Regions from separate parts of the Homo sapiens genome. Here region 1 is linked to region 2. Evidence: chromatin loops called from intact Hi-C (ENCODE). Cell type or tissue: PC-9. All regions are shown on one strand. Links, peaks and the distances in the headings refer to the core of each region. The heading gives the core; the rest is flanking DNA. Region 1 has its middle 34 kb from the start of TPBG. Region 2 overlaps UBE3D (ubiquitin protein ligase E3D).

Evidence for each region. Peaks named below come from ENCODE experiments on the same cell type or tissue, not always from the same donor. Only the 100,000 strongest peaks of a DNase experiment are listed, where the experiment ranks them.
Region 1: it touches region 2 in a loop (5-fold over the local background); 2 of 110 quality-filtered maps call a loop at or near these places.

The regions. Positions count from the first base shown.
Region 1 is chr6:82,396,104-82,398,927 of GRCh38, reverse strand. No RefSeq gene overlaps it. Among named protein-coding and RNA genes, the nearest start is that of TPBG, 34 kb to the right of the region's middle. In PC-9, for the core only: no CTCF peak of the experiment used is centred there; DNase peaks (open chromatin) are centred at 457, 777 and 1,757; H3K4me3 peaks cover 975 bases; H3K27ac peaks cover 2,500 bases.
Region 2 is chr6:83,045,894-83,048,717 of GRCh38, reverse strand. All of the region lies in intron 3 of UBE3D (ubiquitin protein ligase E3D), which reads left to right. Among named protein-coding and RNA genes, the nearest start is that of UBE3D, 19 kb to the left of the region's middle. In PC-9, for the core only: no CTCF peak of the experiment used is centred there; DNase peaks (open chromatin) are centred at 1,157 and 1,457.

The DNA.
Region 1 (2,824 bases), core at 248-2,747, 650 kb after region 2:
TAGTTAAATAATTAGGGAGTGATAAATTTTGAGTATTTATTACTTTGTAAAAAACAAAATTTTAGGTCAGGCAGTCTAGCTCACACCTGTAATCCCAGTATAATAATTGGCTCTCCCAAGCCCATGTGGGTGAGTTCCAGCACCCCAGTGGTTCCATACTTTAGTCTCCTGCCAATCCCCTCAGTGGTCTGAGAACCAATCCAACCCTTGCCCCTTGCACCCTTTCACAAACTTTAAGAAAATATTCTCCTCTGAAAGGCAGAAACCTGCTTTCTGGATATGTATCTTACTCTCCCATAACTTAATTTCTATAAAAACATCTTCTCTTCCAGTTTTTATTTAACTGTTATTCTAGTCTGGCCCTAAGGTAATTACATTTCTGACCAAACCTGCACCATCTTAGAATTTACAGAAGTAAACAATTGTTCCTGTGTTTGTATTGTGAGTCACATTTGGCCAAAAAGAATTTGCATTCCTTTAGAAGCTTCTAAAATTACAGCACTTCCTAGTTCAGGAACCAGTAACTTTGGGGTAGAAAGTAAAATGGGTATAAGATCACATAACTGAGCAGAATCAGGGGATATATATTTTAAGTTAGCCCTAATATACACAGTTATTCTTGGACAACTGATTTCCCTTATTTATATAAATCTCCATTTTTCTCTCCTCTACAAACTAAGGAGGGTAATAATACTTGGTATTCTTAAAGTTTGTGAGGGCTAATATTGCTCAAGTGATTTAAGAACATTGGCTAATGGGGTGTTGGAAATGTAGGTCATCATTTATCATCTAGACATGAATGTGAGTCATTAAAGATTGCAATTCCATGAACCTGACAAAATCACTTTAAGCTTTGAAAAATGTACTTAGATGGTTAAGGCAAATTGAAACTACCAGGTGAAATTAGCGTTTCAATTTTTATCTGCATTTTCTTTAACCATATTCTCCCTTTCTCCCTATGCCATAAGTAACTGAGAGGTGATAGCTTATTCAGGCATGTTTTCTTTTTTTTGTTTCCTTTGACTCTGGAATAGATACTCTATGGTACCAATGCCACCATTTCCAGGTCTTTCCTTTCTGTGCTCTTCCTTTCTAACTCAATCAATGAATCCATATTTATCAGGACATTGTATTAGATCATCCTTTTTCTGTTTCCAGATTATTTCCAGGTTCTGGCTCTTACCTTGTTATGAGTGCATACAAGCAACACACAGCCTTCTAACATTGATATGTCTCTTTAATCATAAAACATGGGACAGGACACAGAATATGGGCACAGGAGTTCACTCTGGCAAAGCATAGCTCTTGCATGATAAATCTCATTCTATGTATTCTGCAAAGTCCAGTTTGGTTTATGCTTTAGTCTCATGAGAATCCCAGCCTACCCATGAATCCTTCCGGAGATGACCTATCTCTCTGTTATGAAGACACAAAGTGAAATCTGTTTAATGCATGAAATGTAATTATTCTTTACTCTCACTGAATGTTAATGTATATTTACAAAGCTGCACCAAGTTGGGAAATATATTTTGCATTTTTAGTAGAATACCATATTTATACTGCAAAGTTTTTGTTTTATGAATATTTTATTGAAGAATAGCTGGGAATGGGTTATCCAATTCAAGGTTTTATTTGCCTTTTGTATATTTATGTGGGTTTGAAAGAGGAAACACTTGCTTTTATATCTGCTAAGATTAGTCACAGGTAATTGTGGTTAGGTTTGCTGAAATTCCTCATCCTAATGATGCAAACAAAAATCACAAAGCACAGAGCTTTTGGTTTCAGAGGTGACTCACAAAGTCTAGCAATCCATCTTGGAAGTCTTAGCAGGCCTATTTTTGGGCTGTTCTCCACACATGGCAAGGCTGAAGAATCCCAGGTGTTCTTGCTGAGAGCACAGTGAGAGCATGAGGATTGCCCTGAGAAGCAAGAAAATGCTCATTAAAGCAGGTTTCTGGTGGGAGATGACTCTGACTGGCAGGCCTGCATTCCTCCCTGTGGTGACCCCTTTCCTTGTTAGAGAGGGGGTCTGATGTCCAAATGTATCTGGGTTTAATGAGTAGCTGTTCACTGGGGACCCAGAGATGGCAAAGTGCTTGCTTGGTGAACCAAGAACAGCATATCGTTTATTTTGTGGATACGACACTGTTTAAATAATGTAAAAGTTTTTCTTTTGTGAGACGCTTTCCATGCCTTAGTAATTCTGAATGGCATATGTGGATATAGGAAACCTGAGGCTATGGTATAAATGGACTAACCAGGTTGGCTGAATTAATGATTCTGACAAAATCCCTAAATTCTTAAAAATAATTTGATAAGATCAACAGACATTTATGTCCCTACTGTAAATGAAGATGGAATAAAATTAGGAATTCTTCCCATAGGTCTGCAGATGTAGAATGGTTAATCAGGTGAAAAGATATTTAAATAACAGACCAGGGAATTAGGCCACCATATTGATTTTTTTAAATTGTTTTAATCTGTCAGATACTTACTAACTGCAAGCATATTTTGTCTTGCAGGGCATATTTCAACAAAATGGCAAATAATATGTATTTTGGTGAAACCAAAATTGAGTAATTGTATATAACAAAATTGTGAATAGCAAAGTAGCAATTTATATATGGCTAAGAATAGAATTTTATACAAAATATAGAGTGCAATGTCTGTGTGAGAAAATGCATGACAACAACGACAGTGTTAAAGTCCTCGAGAAACACCACATGTGTATCATAAGCTAAGCTAAGCATTTACTTGGAATTAAGTGCCAAGAAAAAATATTATTTCCCTGTGGCATGATATTTTGAAAGACCTCTCCATCACT
Region 2 (2,824 bases), core at 254-2,753:
CTTTTATCTTTGCAATGACTTGCAGATTAGGCACTTTCTTGCTCCTGCTGTCTTATGTAGATGGTTCTAGGACATATTATAGCTTTTATTCACATGATATATGGTCACATTAAGTTTAAAATATCATATTTTGTGTTAATGTGAGTTGTCTCCCAGATCTCTGTAAATCTTGGTGCAATTTTATTTCCCTGATCATGTAGGGGGTTTTGACATTGTTGTCTTTTGCACTGTATTGAGGGTTTGTTTATTGGCACTACATGCAGTATGTCAGGAGACAAAAGATCTTAATGATGGAGAAAGTCCAGGAACCTATTTAGGCCTAACTCCCTCCCACTCTAAACAGGCAATTTATTTGCCCTCTTCTTCTGCTGGTTCTTCTTGGTAAAATTCAAATCTGACCTGTTATTCTGTTTAAAATTCTGTAATGCTTCCTACCCACCTGAGGTACCAAGTCCCTACCCCTTAGCGTGGCCTGGAACACCCCACACAGTTTGCCACCATCCTACCTGCCCAAGTCTCCTCCTCTATGGCTGTTCTGCATTGCCAGGGAAGGAATATATTCTAAGGACCTGCCGTTACTGATCACTTCTGATTCTGTGAACTTAATGCAGATTTTTTTTTTTTTTTTTTTTTTTTTTGAGCTGGAGTCTCCCTGTTGCCCAGGCTGGAGTGCAGTGGCGCGATCTCGGCTCACTGCAAGCTCCGCCTCCCGGGTTCAGGCCATTCTCCTGCCTCAGCCTCCGGAGTAGCTGGGACTACAGGTGCCCGCCAGCACTCCCGGCTAATTTTTTGTATTTTTAGTAGAGACGGGGTTTCACCGTGTTAGCCAGGATGGTCTTGATCTCCTGACCTCGTAATCCGCCCGCCTGGGCCTCCCAAAGTGCTGGGATTACAGGCATGAGCCACCGAGCCCGGCTTAATGCAGATTATTGAACATTTCTGAGCCTCACTTTCCTCCTCTGTACAGGAAAATGGTATTTCCTGTCTCTCAAAGTTGTTGCGAGCATTAAATGAAATAAGGTGTGTTTAGTGGCCACCAAGGGTCTTTTTAAGTTAACTAAACATGTGGACTCACAAGGCTACCACAGGCCACATTCCTTGCCAGCTTGCCAGCAGGGCAGCATCAAGAATTCCTCTCAGCAGGGGCTCTGCATGTTTGCACAAATGACAGCTCACATACCTTTCTGGGGACTGTTGTCTCCCCACACGACGTAGTTCCAGGTACAAAGCCTAAGCTCCACATCAGGGAGGTACGGGAGCTGCCCTGGCTCAGAAGAAGCCTCCTGCCTTAAGCAGCCAGTATCTCTTGTAACAATTCTTGATATAGTTTGTAGGGTTCCCAAGAAGAAACTGCATTCAGGGAAGGCCAAAGTGTCCTATCAGACATTTACAGCTCATTCATATTTCTTCCTGGTTCAGATGCAGTTTACCAACCAAGGATCATTTTTACCGTAAGCAGTGTTGCCTAGCAATATTGTGGATGCCTAAGCTCTTACCTGGTTTCCAGGGTAACAGAGCTAGGTGGCTAAACCAAAGATCAGATTCTCAAGCAGCAAGGGAAAAGGTTTTTAACCCCTTAATTCCAGTGTGCAACAGACGCAACCAGGGGCTTCACACATTATAGTTATCAAAATACGCTAGTTCATTTCTTCAACAAATATTTAAGAGCTCATGATATACGTTAGGAGCAATGTAAGACAGTAGAAATACAGTGGCAAGGTAAACATATATGGCATCTACCTTCATATTGTCTCTTCCATGATGCCCTTAATTCCTTTCACTGCCTGGAGAACTACTATTTATCTTTCAAAGGCCAGCTCAGATGTTACCTCTTCTCTGAAGTCTGTGTACAATCTATTCTTGTAGCAGTTTGTGTTTATTGCCTTGAATTCATGGATTGGTCTTGGGGATCCATGAATCCCCTAAAGTAATATGCAGATTTTGTGTGCTTGTAGAAATGTACATTTGAGGAAAGAGGCTAACACTTTTCTTAAATATTCAAAGGGATCTGTACTGCTCCCCCGGTGCCACCGCCCACCCCCCCCGCCAACTGCAAGAATTTAGAACCGTTACTCTGTTACCAGCATTTATAACATGTGCTTTTGTTATTTGTTTGTAGGTCTATATTTCTTACTAGAACATGAGTACCTTAAGAGAGACGGACTGTATGTGTTCATATTTTGTGCCAGTAGAATGCCTTATTCATAGTAGACTTATAGGAAATGTACGTTGAAAGAATCACTTCTCAGTATGCTTAACAGGCTCAGCACTTTGATGATACCAATGGTGCAGCATATACTAATTTCAAAGGAAAAGTTCTTCCTTATGTTAAACTAAAATCAGCCTTTCTTGTTTCTAGCTTTGTCCTCTGCAGTTATAAATTGTGTACCCTCTTCTGAACTGTAATTGCCCTTTTATGCAACTCAGTTGATTGGGGAAATCAAAGGAAAATGGTTAACATGGGGGAATTGTTAAAAAAAAAAAGTAGCATTCACATTTTAAATGTTTTAACTTATAACATCTGAATGTACATTAATTTACTAGTATTTGTGTTTTGTTAGAAGGAGGAACTTAGCATATATCACCTTAACGAAGTTATCAAGATTAGCATCACTAAGTTGTGTTGATATGATATATTCTCTGATTTGATGTGATGAGAAAGGTACATTTCACTTCTGTGAGATTCTTTCCCCAAATCCATACCACCAGCCTAATCTTGAGACAATATTAGACTAACTCAGATTGAAGAATATTCTGTAAAATACCTGATCTTTGCAAAAATCTCAAGTGTCTGAAAAATAAGGAAATATTGAGAAACTGTTAT